Linked DNA regions of Homo sapiens: region 2 is linked to region 1. The links are chromatin contacts, found by Hi-C in ENCODE. All regions are on one chromosome and are shown on one strand. Each heading gives the region's core, a stretch centred on a gene start or an enhancer-like site at or near the end of the contact. The rest is flanking DNA. Distances are from core to core; before and after follow the strand shown. Region 1 overlaps PITX1-AS1 (PITX1 antisense RNA 1). Region 2 has its middle 23 kb from the start of MACROH2A1.

Evidence for each region. Hi-C counts contacts between places; a loop is a spot of excess contacts on that map. Pooled maps may share reads with other maps.
Region 2: a loop to region 1 is called in a map of heart left ventricle, with 2.9 times the contacts of the local background. The contact joins two enhancer-like sites. A Hi-C loop is called at or near these places in 6 of 168 maps with a recorded cell type or tissue (IMR-90, K562, MCF 10A and 3 more), 1 of 37 single-sample maps with no recorded cell type and 12 of 50 pooled maps.

The regions. Positions count from the first base shown.
Region 1 is chr5:135,188,987-135,195,667 of GRCh38, reverse strand. The region is part of intron 3 of PITX1-AS1 (PITX1 antisense RNA 1); the gene reads right to left. Among named protein-coding and RNA genes, the nearest start is that of LINC02900, 56 kb to the left of the region's middle. RefSeq lists a silencer at 4,248-4,427. Within about 2 kb of position 4,152, at least 5 of the 41 ENCODE cell types and tissues checked have a DNase peak (open chromatin) inside an H3K27ac peak, as active enhancers do.
Region 2 is chr5:135,419,553-135,425,437 of GRCh38, reverse strand. No RefSeq gene overlaps it. Among named protein-coding and RNA genes, the nearest start is that of MACROH2A1, 23 kb to the right of the region's middle. Within about 2 kb of position 2,122, at least 2 of the 41 ENCODE cell types and tissues checked have a DNase peak (open chromatin) inside an H3K27ac peak, as active enhancers do.

The DNA.
Region 1 (6,681 bases), core at 2,903-5,402:
ACAAACCTATACATGCACCCTCTGAATCTAAAAGTTGAAAAAAAAAAAAAAAAGAAACAATATGTGATCATTGCCCGGATCTTATGCTGAAAGGAAAAATTTGGAATGTAGACAGTAGACTAGGGTAAATAATAGAGTTAAGACTAACCATTCAAGGCAAAAGTCTTCCAATTCTGAAAGGGCCTTTTGAAATCTAGACTTGGCAAATGCCCCAGCATATTCTTCCCCCACAGCTATGTCACACTGCCCTTCCCCAGTGAATATGCAGGCGTTCCAAGAAGGGCAACCAGCCGGGCCCTGAAGAGGGCAGCCCCAGAATCATCAAGTTTAATCTGCCCAAAGAGCATATATGACTTAAGTGTTTCCAGCCTTCTACAGTGGATATACTTGGCAAGAACATACCTGTAGGATCCCCTGGAGAAGACAAGGCCATTATGGAAGCCTAGAATCCAGGGGTGTGGTCTTCTTCTGACCCTCTGCCAGGATGGACATGGCCCAGAGGGCCAAAACCCAAAACTCTCCCCAGCTGGAGCTCAATGACCTGTGTAGATCTGGCAGCAACCCCAGGCCTTAGCAAGCCCCTGTAATCTTCCTCCCAATTCTGGCCGGCCCACAGGAGCTGTCGGCAGCCACCCCAGTGACTCACCCAATATAAAAATGGTGGGGAGGATGGGAAATGAGTGATCATTCACTTTGAAATGCATTTTTTTCTTCTTGGAGATTTATTCTGGATTATTGCATCTGACACCATTCATATACTGAGAATAGCTTTTGTGCAGGAAACAAAAGGAAACTGTGAGATAGCTTTTATTTTATGTTCTTAGAGATTTATTTGGTTGGATTATATCTGGCATCAGGACGCCCACAGCTCCATCAGATTGCAATGGCAGAAGACAGGACAGACCAAGTAAGGAGTCCACATTACCAAAGTTGCTGTGGCAATTCTGGAATTTCACAATGTTCTCCCTCATAGCCAGGTGAATACTACAAGATTCCAGTAGGACATCCAGAGGAGAGGGAGAGAGAAACAGGGACATGGAAATCCAGGGAGAAAGGCCTGACATATGCGATGACAGTTTTATCATCTCCTTTAGTTCTTCTAAAAGTATTTGTTCCTATGCTCTTGAATCTCATTTGAGGTCAAGATGCAATTTCAATTCAAGCTAATAACAAGGGCTCTGAGAGTGGTGTTCTGCTTGCTGGAGTCAAAGCAATGCTCAGCTGTCTATGCTGAGATCAGGTAGAGAAGAAAAGCAGGGCTGAACTTTATCTCTAAAATGAGGGTGACCTAGAGCATGGCCTCTTGTGGGGATTAAGTGGCTAATAGCAATGACACTCAATGGTCAGAGCACATGCTAAGTGATTGCTTGACAACGAGTGACCCAGTTGACTGTTGTGAAGTCCATTTTGCCTTCTTTCCTCTCCAGATAAATACCATGATGAATTCCCCAACTGATAATCACAGAGAATTCCAGTGTTTTACAAAAAACAGTCTTATCACCCCCAAATCCAAAGTGCCACTATAGCCTCATCACCTCTCGGCTTTGTGAACCAGGAAAGCATCAAGGTCTTCCTGAACAGCTCAGCCTCACAACCAAGAATGTTCCCACTTAAAAGACCTTCCAACACCACATTTTCTTTTCACTGGCCCCCGGAATATGTTATCTTGGGAGAGGGAAAGTTAAAACAAATGAACTCGCAGCAGCTGGGGAGGAAGACTGAGAATGACTCAGGAGTCATTCTCCCTCCAGACAGGGTAATTTCCTACCCAGTCATAGGCAAGGTTGAGAGCTGAGCTGCATCTTAAAGCTGCCTGGGGTGAGAGACAGGAGTTTAGTGATGTAAAGAATAACTGCTAATAAAGTACTTTCTCTCTTTATTTGCTACAATTCTGTGAAAGTCTCTCAGTTCCAGATGCATAAAACTGGAGAAGCGGTCCACAGCTCAATCACCCACCTTCTCTTCCAAAGAATCCACAAGTACTAGAGGGACAGCATCAGCAACACGCCGGGCGGAATCACTCGGGGGCCTTGGAAGACCTGTTCTATTTGCTTCTGAAGGTGAGAGAGTGGAGGACCCCAGAGAGTCTTTCCTCCCATGGAAAATTCTCATGACTGAGCAGCTTTAAGCTCTTTGGAGCCCTACGGGGCTGAGAGGGCTACTTACAAGAGAGGTTGCCCAGACTCTCCCAAGGCAGTTGCATAGCCTGATTTTAGAATAATATGTGGCCACAAAAAGAAGTCAGTCTGCTGGGATTCCTCTGGAGAGCCTGAGAAGGGGGACAGGGCAGCCAGCTGGCTGGCAGCCACTCCAAGCACAAAGGTGGGAGCCAGCTGTGCCAGGTGTGTTTAAAGTTCATCTTACCTTTGGTCCCCCAATACCTGTGTGATGGATGGCATTGTGGGAAGGTGTATTCAGCCAGTAATGCATTTCTGTCAGAGTGGCTGGAAATAAAAGGGAGATGATGGGAGGGGGGCTGCTTTTGTGCTCGGGGTAAATAACCAGTCGGCTAGGGTTTTTCTTCTTCTTCTATTCATGTTCATGGGGCCAGGAGGGACTAAAAGTTTACTGACTTTCCTAACATTCCTTCTTCTCCATAAAAATGTAAGTCCAGGGTAGGTAGGATTCCTCTCCCTCCTTGGCTGGCCAGCCTCAGAGATTTCAGTGAGCCACTCGCAGTCCCTGAATGCGCAGACCTGGCATAACAAGAAGATTTCTGACTACGGGGCATTTCTCCGTACAGAACGGCTGGCTCTAAAGGCAGTCGGCACCCAGGAGAAAACATGCCAAATAATTTTTTCTACATTAAATTATGAGGTGAGCTGAAAAAACACAACTAAATCACCCCTAGTCCAGGGCTTGCATGAGCCCCTTGACTAAGAAAATAACTTTTCAGGACTAGGTTCTGAGCAGCCATTTGGCCAAATACCAGAGTCTCTTTCTATGATCTCAGAGACCAGGAGGTAAGAACATTTTGGCCTCAGATAAGCCAGGAGACAATCACCTAAAAACAGACATCCTTGGGCTTTGACAGCCAACTCCCTCTATAGGGGAGAGAGAAGGTGTCTGGGTTAGATACCCATGGGTCCTGCTGCTACCAGCTGAAGGCCCCATGGGAACTGCTTGACCTGTGCTGGTAAAATGAGGGTGCAAGGGCAGTCCAGCCATGCTGGACGCGCAGCATGGAGCACGGATGCCCTGCTGCACCCAGACGCCAAGTATCATGCTTGCACATGCTGCAGGCAGGCGTGGCCAAGCAGGACACAGCCTTTGTGTATAAAACCACCACAGAACGAGAAAACATTGCGTCTGAAATGGGGCCAAGGCTCCTCCATTGACAAACATCTACTGTGATTCCCAGCCCCTTCTGAAAAGGCCTAGGGGAAAGTCATGGCTCCAGGCCCCCTTCCCCAAGACAGGAATGAGAGTATCACCACACACAGCCTCTCCCCTCAGTGCTACTGAGCCCCATGTGACATCCTCACAGGCCAAATCCATTCACAAAACTCAGTCCCCTCAGGACATAGATATCTAGTTTTGCCCCCATGGTTTAGAAATATAGCTGCTATACTACCTTCTACCCAAAACCCAAAACAGCCACCAAGAGCCCCACTTTGCTGGAGACTTCCTGATAGGGTTGTTTGTGTGGGTAGATTCAAGCCTGTTTGTGGTGGATACCTAGGAACCCAGCCCCTGGGAACAGAATGGCTAATCCATGATATTTGAGGGTGGTCCATGACTTCCAATGAAAAGGCATGGCACCGTCCTTGGATCTGAAGCTCCTCAAACCTTCTTCCTGACTTCCGGCGGAAGCCCCTGTGCTGCTCTTGGGAAGTAGAGCCTGCTCCCAAGCTGAACAAGCGGGTTTATACCCCGCTTGCCCCACTGTACCCCGCCAAGCAGGGCACGCCAGCAGAACTGTCCAGAGGAAGCCATGGCGCAGCCTGGCTCCCGCTAAGGCTCTCCCACCGCACTGTCGCAGGAGAGCCCGGGACGGCCTGGCTCCTGCTCTCAGAGATACCCTCAGCAGGTCGGCCAGCCCAGGACGTGGAGCGCACAAGTCATGAATTCCAGGCAAGCCACTGAAGCGTGGCTTCTCCCCGTAGCGTCAGCACCACCGGCGGCCAACAGGTGGCAGGAGAGCTTCGGGGAGCGCGCACCTGAGGCCCGCGGCTGGGTCTCAGGCTGCAGCGGCAGAGGCCGAGGTCTCCCTCTCGCTGCGACCCACGGGGGAAGACAGAGCCTGCCGGGGCTAGGAAGAGAAGGCGCAGAACGGCGTGCGGGAGCGAGCTAGCGGGGCCTCTACTTTGCGCCGCAAGCCGCGAAGCAGCTCCTGGCCGCCAGCCCCGCAGCTGCCCCCTCAGGCCTCCCTGGCTGCGTGCAGACCCGTCGCGGGACCTGGCCGGGAGCCGACCTCGACTCCACCCCCGGGGCTGGCACCCCCACCCCCGCAGACCCCAGGCCAGGGCCAGACCATCTGGGCTGTTCTGGGTCCCGCGACGGGGTTTTGAATTACTTCTAAATCATGTCCTTTGCTCCTAAAGAGCAAGCAGGCAGTGGCCGATGGAGGTGAGAGAGACAGCCCAGAGATACGGGGTCGTGGCCGTCATCGGCACCCCTTGTTGGCTTCCTGCTACAAGCCGTGATGATAAAATTACGGTTTTTGTGAAAACCAGAATGGTAACAGAGGAATTTTTCCTTTTTATAAATAACTAACATTTCCTACCACCAAATTCCAAAACTGCCAGAGGGAACCCCTTCCGCAACGCCACAGCACTTTGTTCTGCATTGCCCCACACTACACAGGCAGCGAAAGGAATCCATCAGGTTTAATTTGTTCTGCTCTGGTCAGAACTGAGGTCTCTAGAAGCCTCGCATATACTTTACCATTTTAAGTTTGAGAACCCTAAACTAATGATGTGAAACTAATGTAGTGTAACACCAAGTGCCCTCTCTGCCAGTAGGAAATAATTTCTGCAGCGCTTCTAAAAACCAAACCAAACCAAACAAATAAATCAAATGATTTTACAATGTGGAAAAGCCATGAGCGAGCCGGCTGGGCCGTGGCTCTGTTTGGGGGAAGCAGGCGGTTTGAGAGGCTCAGCGACTCAGCCGCGAGCAGTTTTCCTGGGCTGGGGTGTCTGCAGCTGGGAGCGGCATTCGAGCTCTGGCCCAGCAGGCCTCGGGAAAACAATCTGGGCCACAAATTCAACATGACAGTTTTAACAAATACGATTTCAACTTTTATATTTGGATTTAGGAAGGAGATGATGGCCTTACCCCGGAATCACTATTAAATAATAAGCTTATAACATATTTGCTGACGGCAATATAGACCCTGCTTCAAATTAACTTTAAAATGTGCTGCCGATACATACGGCTTATACTTAGAAAGAAAACAAAGCTGGTGACCGGGCAGATTGAGTCAAGAGGCAAATGTACAGAAATGTACACAGAGTTGATCAGAGTTTTTGCTACCTGAACAGCCAAAGGAGGCTTTAAAATTCAAGTTAGTTCTTTAAAGACTTATAATAATAATTTTCCCCCAACTGATTAGAATATCAGTCTTTAAACATTTAAAGCAAGCTCAAGTTCTGACCATTTCAGCTTCTCAGAAGTGTAGACATTTTTTAATGCATTTACTTTATTGTGAAATTGCAATATTTGTTAATGAAAGAGAATTGGTTGCATCTGTCTATTTTACAGGTTTTTAATATCCACTAGTCATTTGACCAATGTAGAAAGCAAATAAATATTTTCCCCTCATGTCATTTTTTTAATTTCCCAGAAACAAGTGTTCCTTTATTATCTGTGACCTACTCAAATGAGAATTATTTTTAAAGAGTTGCAGGTTTCTATACCTGCTGGAGTGTTTAGAGCCCAAAGCACTGTATTTCTCTAGAACATTTTTGTTGAGCTTTAACACAGTCTTACCTGCATATCTTATATTACTTGGAATTGGGTAACATACATCACTTTGGAAAAGATAAACAGGCTACTATAAAAGACAGGAAATAAATAACTCATAAGGTCACCTTTGGTTGAAGCAATCTTATTCTAGTACTAGAAAATATTCGTTTATTTTTTTAAAAAATACAAATAAAGGAGCAAACCTGAAAGAATTAACTAAAGATTCAAATAATACAACTGTCTGTTGCCTTGTGTCCATGTGGGGTTTCACACAAAATTGGGTTTGAGTTTATTGGAGAAATTAAGGTTATTTGAATCAACACTGAGACGTAGGTCTACAAATCATTTATCACTCACTCATTCACTAGCAGAAAAGCATCTATGGGACCCTTTTGTATGGGAAGGCTTGCGTTTCTGAGAGCAGAGGCACAAAAGAGAAGCCTTCGTTGTTGGTTAAAAATGATTACAGCTAATACCTGACCGTGGCCGATTTTCCTGTCGTTCACCACTTTAACATCGGAAACATGTGATCGGCCCTCCAGATGCCCATTATTAATTGCATGCCCTTTGATGTCTGAACATCGATGGAATCTACAAAAGCATTAACGTAAGAAAATATGCCTCCTGAAAAATTCCCAAGTCACTGACTGGTGATCGGCGCATGTTCCCATTCGTTTGCTCACCTTCAGTGGCACTGTGAAAATAGCCCCAAACCCCAGACATTTTGCCACGAGTTTGGGCAAAAAAAAATTTCAAGACTTGTTTACAGTT
Region 2 (5,885 bases), core at 873-3,372, 230 kb before region 1:
TGCTAGTTTTCTTATTTTTAGTAGAGATGGGGTTTCACCATGTTAGCCAGGCTGGTCTTGAACTCCTGGTCTTGGCCTCCCAAAGTGCTGGGATTATAGGCGTGAGCCACCACGCCCAGCCAAGGAAGCCCAATTTTCAGCAGTCCTTCTCCTTGGGATATTTGCCATTTCAAACTTTTTGGTTGAAAAGCTGGTCAGAAAGGTCCAGCTGAGAAGCTGAGAAGAACTTTTGGCCATCTCTCACCTGGGTGCAGGTACAAAAATTAGAATTCAAGATTTGCCAATCAGGAGAGGCTATGATAAGCAGCTCAGGTTTTAAGCTGGGATCTCGAATATCTACAGCATAGGAATAAGAGAATCTTGGCCCAGGTTTCCTAGAATGCAGAGCCCAAAGAAAAAGCTTGCATGCTTCCTAGGAAATACAATTGCAGGGAAGCTGGAGTGAGGAAGAAAGGTGAGTGAAGCAGAGTAGGATGAACATATATAAGGAAGTGGATCACTGAGCTTTACAACAATCACAGCTGACTGCTCCATTTCATGGGAAATGCTATGTGTCTCTGAACAGTCCTTCCAAGGGTATGCAGGTTGAGAATTTTCCTGCCAGTGCCTTGCATCTCTTGTCCCCTAGAGTAAAAGTTCACTCCATAGAGGGTTAACTCCTACATTTCCATATTATACGCCAATCCCTTTAGCAGTGCCAAGACAGACATATCCCACACCCTTTACATCTGGGTGTAAAAGCTGTAGGGGAAGCCAGAGACACTTCACAGCAGACTCATGTGTTAGAATAATGCTGACTTGAATGCCTTTTTCAGAGTCAGTAACCCTTGTGTTGGCCAGGGCTGAACAGGTAACCAATAGCCCTAAAGACAGGCGAAACTCATAGGATCTGAGAAAGAATGTAAGAGGTATTTGATACAACGAGTGGACCAGAACTAGACCAACTCTAGCCAAATCTAGCTTCCAATATTAAATCATTTCAATCTCTGATTGGATTATGGAGATCTGCCCCTGGAAAGGCAAGACTAAGATAAAGTCCAGTGAGGGACTCCCTCTGGGTGCAAAATGCAAGGGGGCTCAAAAAAAACTTAATACTTGTCATAAATAATCTATAATTGCAATATTTTAAAAATCAAAATTAATGCAAAATATTTATGACAAAGAAATATCAAAATGTTTGGAAAATGGTGTTTTGATTGGAAACTGCAAGATTAATGACAAAAGGAACTGCGCAGAAATAAGAAACTTTACTAGTGAAGCTGTTCCTCACAGGGATATAGGTTAACAATTCTGAACCTGCTGCACATATATGATGGGAATGAACAAATGAGTAAATGAAACAGAGAGAGGGGGTGGAAGCCAGGTTTCCCACTGTTAGAGCTAGAGGTTGCAGAGACGCATGTGGGGAAGGCTGGAATGAAGCATGTGGTTGTAGATTAGTGCAGACAGCAGTATGAACTCATGAGTAGCTTAAAATAGATACAGATGGAGAGAGACAGAAATAATTGCAGACATGTATGTATATAAATATATATGTGGGTTATTACATATGTACATATACTTCCTAGCTCTGTCTACTGAGAGGGCCTAGGAGCGATGATGTTCTAGCAACAGTGAGGATGCCCAGTGCCCTAATCTTGGTTTCTGGTAAAAGCACGCAGGGATCTTTGGAGAAATGGCTGATTCTAAGGCTGGGCCTGAAGCTCATCCTGTAGTACCAGAAAATAAGGAAGTGCTCAAAAAAAGCAAAACCATAGGGACATGACTCAAGAGCCAACCCGCAAGAGCTCTCAACAGCTAAATCTGGAACAATTTCAGCAACATGAAATTACAGTATTGGATTATAACCCCAAGTGTAAAATACATATCCATGAAGCCATACTGATACAAATTATTGAATAAATAAATCAAGGAATTCCAAATAATTTATGTAGCTACTCCCTGCTCCAGGAGGTGGACTTCACTCTCCTCTCCACTTTCAAATGTAAGCCATGCTCATTGAGTTGCTTCCTAAAAATAGAGTACAAAGAGGCGGAAAACACTCGCTTTATGGAGGAGAAACCTCGCCAGCACTATCTCAGCCCTGGGATAATCAGTGATGAGTCATGTTGATGGCGTGTACCTTGATATGATGTGATAAGACTGGCACTTCACCTCTGGTCTTCTTCCCCCAACCATGAGAAAAACATCAGATAAACCCAAACTGAGGGACATTCTACAAACCACCAGTACTCCTCAAAACTCTCAAGGTCTGAGAATTTGGAGAAACAAAGAAAGTCAGAGATTGTCACAGACCAAAGAAGCCTAAGGAGACACAAAGGCTGAATATGATATGGCAGAAAAAGAGCATTAGGGAAAACTAATGAAATCCAAAGAAAGTACGGAGGTTAGTTAAGAGTTATGCACCAATGCTGTTTTCTTAGTTGTTACAAATGTGCCATAATAATGTAAATTTTTAACCATGGGGGAAGTTGGGTCCAATATACATGGAACTCTCTGTACTATCTTTTCAACTTTTCTGTAAGTTCAAAACTATTTAAAATAAAACTTTGATTTAAAAATAAGATAAACAGGTAAATCCAAATAAATTTTCACTGTTGAAAACATCAATAATAACGTCTTGGGGGGATTATAAATATGTTTGATATTATTTATAATTAAATCATATTATAACAAATAACACATGTATTATGATTTATATATTAAATCATAATACATGTGTTATTTGTTATAATATGATTTAATTATAAATTATTAATTAAATTATTTACATATTAAATCTTAATAAATATAAGCATATACAATTATGCATGTAATTAAAATATGCAACAATAATAGCACACAAAGGGAATAAATGGAGCTAGGATGTTCTAAAATCCTTGCATTGTCTGGAAAATTGTAAAAATATTCATTTATATTAGATTTTAATAAATCAAAAATGCATACTGTAATCTCTAGGTTCATCACCAGTAGAATGTAACTAATGACTAATAAAGAAGAAAGCTATAATAATATAATATAAAAATAATACAAAAAGGAGTAAGAAAGGAAGTCGAGCTTAAAAGAGGTGAAACAAGTAGAAAATAAAGAGTAAGTTATAATGCTGAAACCCAAATACGTTATAAAATTAAGCATAAATGAAGAAAGTGCTCAAAATAAAAGTGTAATTAGATTAGATACAATAGCACTGACAACCAAAACCTGCTTTAAATATATACTTAAATATAAGGATACAGAATTACTTTAAAATAACTGGGTAAAAAAAATTTAATTCAAACATTAATTTTTAAAAGGTTGATGTAGCTAAGGGGACTTTAAAACAAAGCATTACTAGAGATAAAAAGGAGTAATGTATGTTTAAAGGATCAATCTACCACAAATATACAACAATTCCCAATTTGTATGCACTTCATAGGTTCAAAATATAAAAAGCAAAATTCACAAAACTAAAAGGAAAGACAAATCTACAATTAAATGGGCGAAGATTTAAATACATTTCTCTCAGTAATTGATAAAACAAGCAGAAAATAATAAGCAAGCATTTAGAAGATTTGAACAATATGATTAAAAAGTTGATCTAATCAACATATCTAGAGTATGACCTCCCAGCAGTGAAAGAATAAATATACATTCTTTTTAACTGCACATGAAAATTTGCCAATATTGAACATACATTAAGCCGCAAAGCAAATTTAAACAGATTTCAAAAAACTGGAATCACACAGAAGATATTCTCTACCCACAGTGGCATTAAGCTAGAAATAAATAACAAAGTTACTAGAAAATCCTCAAATATTTGGAAATTAAGCAATATACTTCTAAGTAAATCATGGGTCAAAGAAGAAATCACAGTGGAAAGAAGAAACTAACTGAATAACAATAAAAATACAACATACTAAAACCTATGGGATACAGTAAACCCAGACTTAGAGAGAAATGTATACCCTAGGATTCATATAAGGGAAAAGAGGAATGAGCATCTATCCCTAGGAAGTTAAAATTATGACAGCAAATTAAACTCAAAGAGTTCCACTTTTTAAATTTCAAAGTAGATAGTGGAAAGGCAACGCTCCTGCTAAAATGACCTAGAAAAATCAGACAACTTATAAAAATTATGTATTCAAAAGTATCAGAATTATAGAAATGATGGATTAGAGGAAATAAATTCCACTGAAAGGAGAACCTTTCAGGGTCAAGCTGAAGATATCTATCTTTGGGGTATTAGTAGATCCTGGGCACAGGCCACAGATTGAGAATCTGGGGTGGGACCTGTCACAGGAGTCTCCTAGGTGCAGAGTTTTAGAAAGTCACATGAGACTAGAATTATACAATTGGAGACTTGAGGGGCTTCAGACACATGGCGGGTTTCCTTTCCAAGACCTTAGCTGAAATCTCAAACTTTACAGGTCAGGAGGCTAAATAATTAATCCCAAATCTCAGAAAGCTGAGAATTTTCCACAGTCTTAATATGCTTGGTAGACAAAAATCTGCCTGGGGAGTGAGCAATGAGGAGCCCTAGGAATGATAATAATTGACACTGACAATCTCCCACTCCCTTTCCTGGCAACTGGGCATACCTGGAGGCCAAGAATCCAGTCTTGGCACCTGGCAGAAGCCTGCTGCCGTAGAACTGAGAAACCAGCCTGAGGTAGTTGGAGAGCCTCAACTACATTGTTTTCCTTTTCAGAATGACTGCAAAATTCTGAAAGTGCTCAAGGTAGGAGGCTAAAAATTTAAGCCAAAAACCTCTGAAAAGCAGAGCGAAAAGTTCCCATAGTCTTTAGGGGATGAGAAAAAAAAAATTGACACATCCGTGTCTCAATTCTGGAGAGCCGCAACCTTGAACAGGGACAAACCAGAAGTAAAATGCATTGAACTTAATTTGTGCCGTAAGTATAACTGAGTGGTATAATGGGTAAATTGTAGTAAATGTTATCAGTGACCTGATCAGATTCCTTTGGGCCATATCATTGTAGTACACAGTGACCTGACTTCCAGCAGTTTGATGGCTTTATTCTGGATGCTGAAGCCCACTCTACACATGCACACAGAAGAGTCAGATAATCAATGTTTCCTGGGAGCAGCCTTCAATCAATGACTAATGAGAGTTAATTAGTAAATATCTCCACACCTTCATCTGTCAGATAGGCAAACTCTTAGCATGTATTCTACATGGATGCTGAGCATTCCCAAGCAAGAGAAAACTCCAGTTACTTACAGTGAGAACTTGCTTGATAATGAACCCTTAGTTAACTGTATTTGCTCTCCTGTCTCACTTTTCCATTCCATTACCAGTGTTTTCTGGGATCATATTTTACATGAACAATTTGTTCTCAAATTCAAAATCAGGGTCCACTTCTAAAGGAACCCAAAGTAAGAAAGCAGAAGACAGGATCAATAAACTTGAAGATAGATTAATAGAAAATATCCAAGCTGAATCACAGAGAAAAAAAGAATGGGGGTTGGGGGGACGGGGGAACCAGGACCAAGTGTAAGCAACCTAAAGAATACAGCCCAAAAGCTTAACTTGTGTAACTGAAATTAACAAAAGAGGAGAGAAAAAATGAGGCAGAAGCACTATTAGAAAAAAATTATGGCTAATTATTTTACAAGCCTTAGGAAAGGCATCAAACCGCAGACTCAAGAAACCTAGTAAAACTCAGACAAGATAAATGCAAAGAAAACCACACCTAAGCACATTACCATAAAACCACTGAAAATGAAGACTAAGAGAAATCATGAAAGTAGATATAGAAAATGGACACACCACCCTAAAAAATCTCAGTAAGATGGAGAGAGAAATTATTACCAGAAATGAAAACCCAAATCCAATGAAATAATGTTTATTTGAAGTGCTAAAAGAAGCCAGGCATGTTGGCATGTAC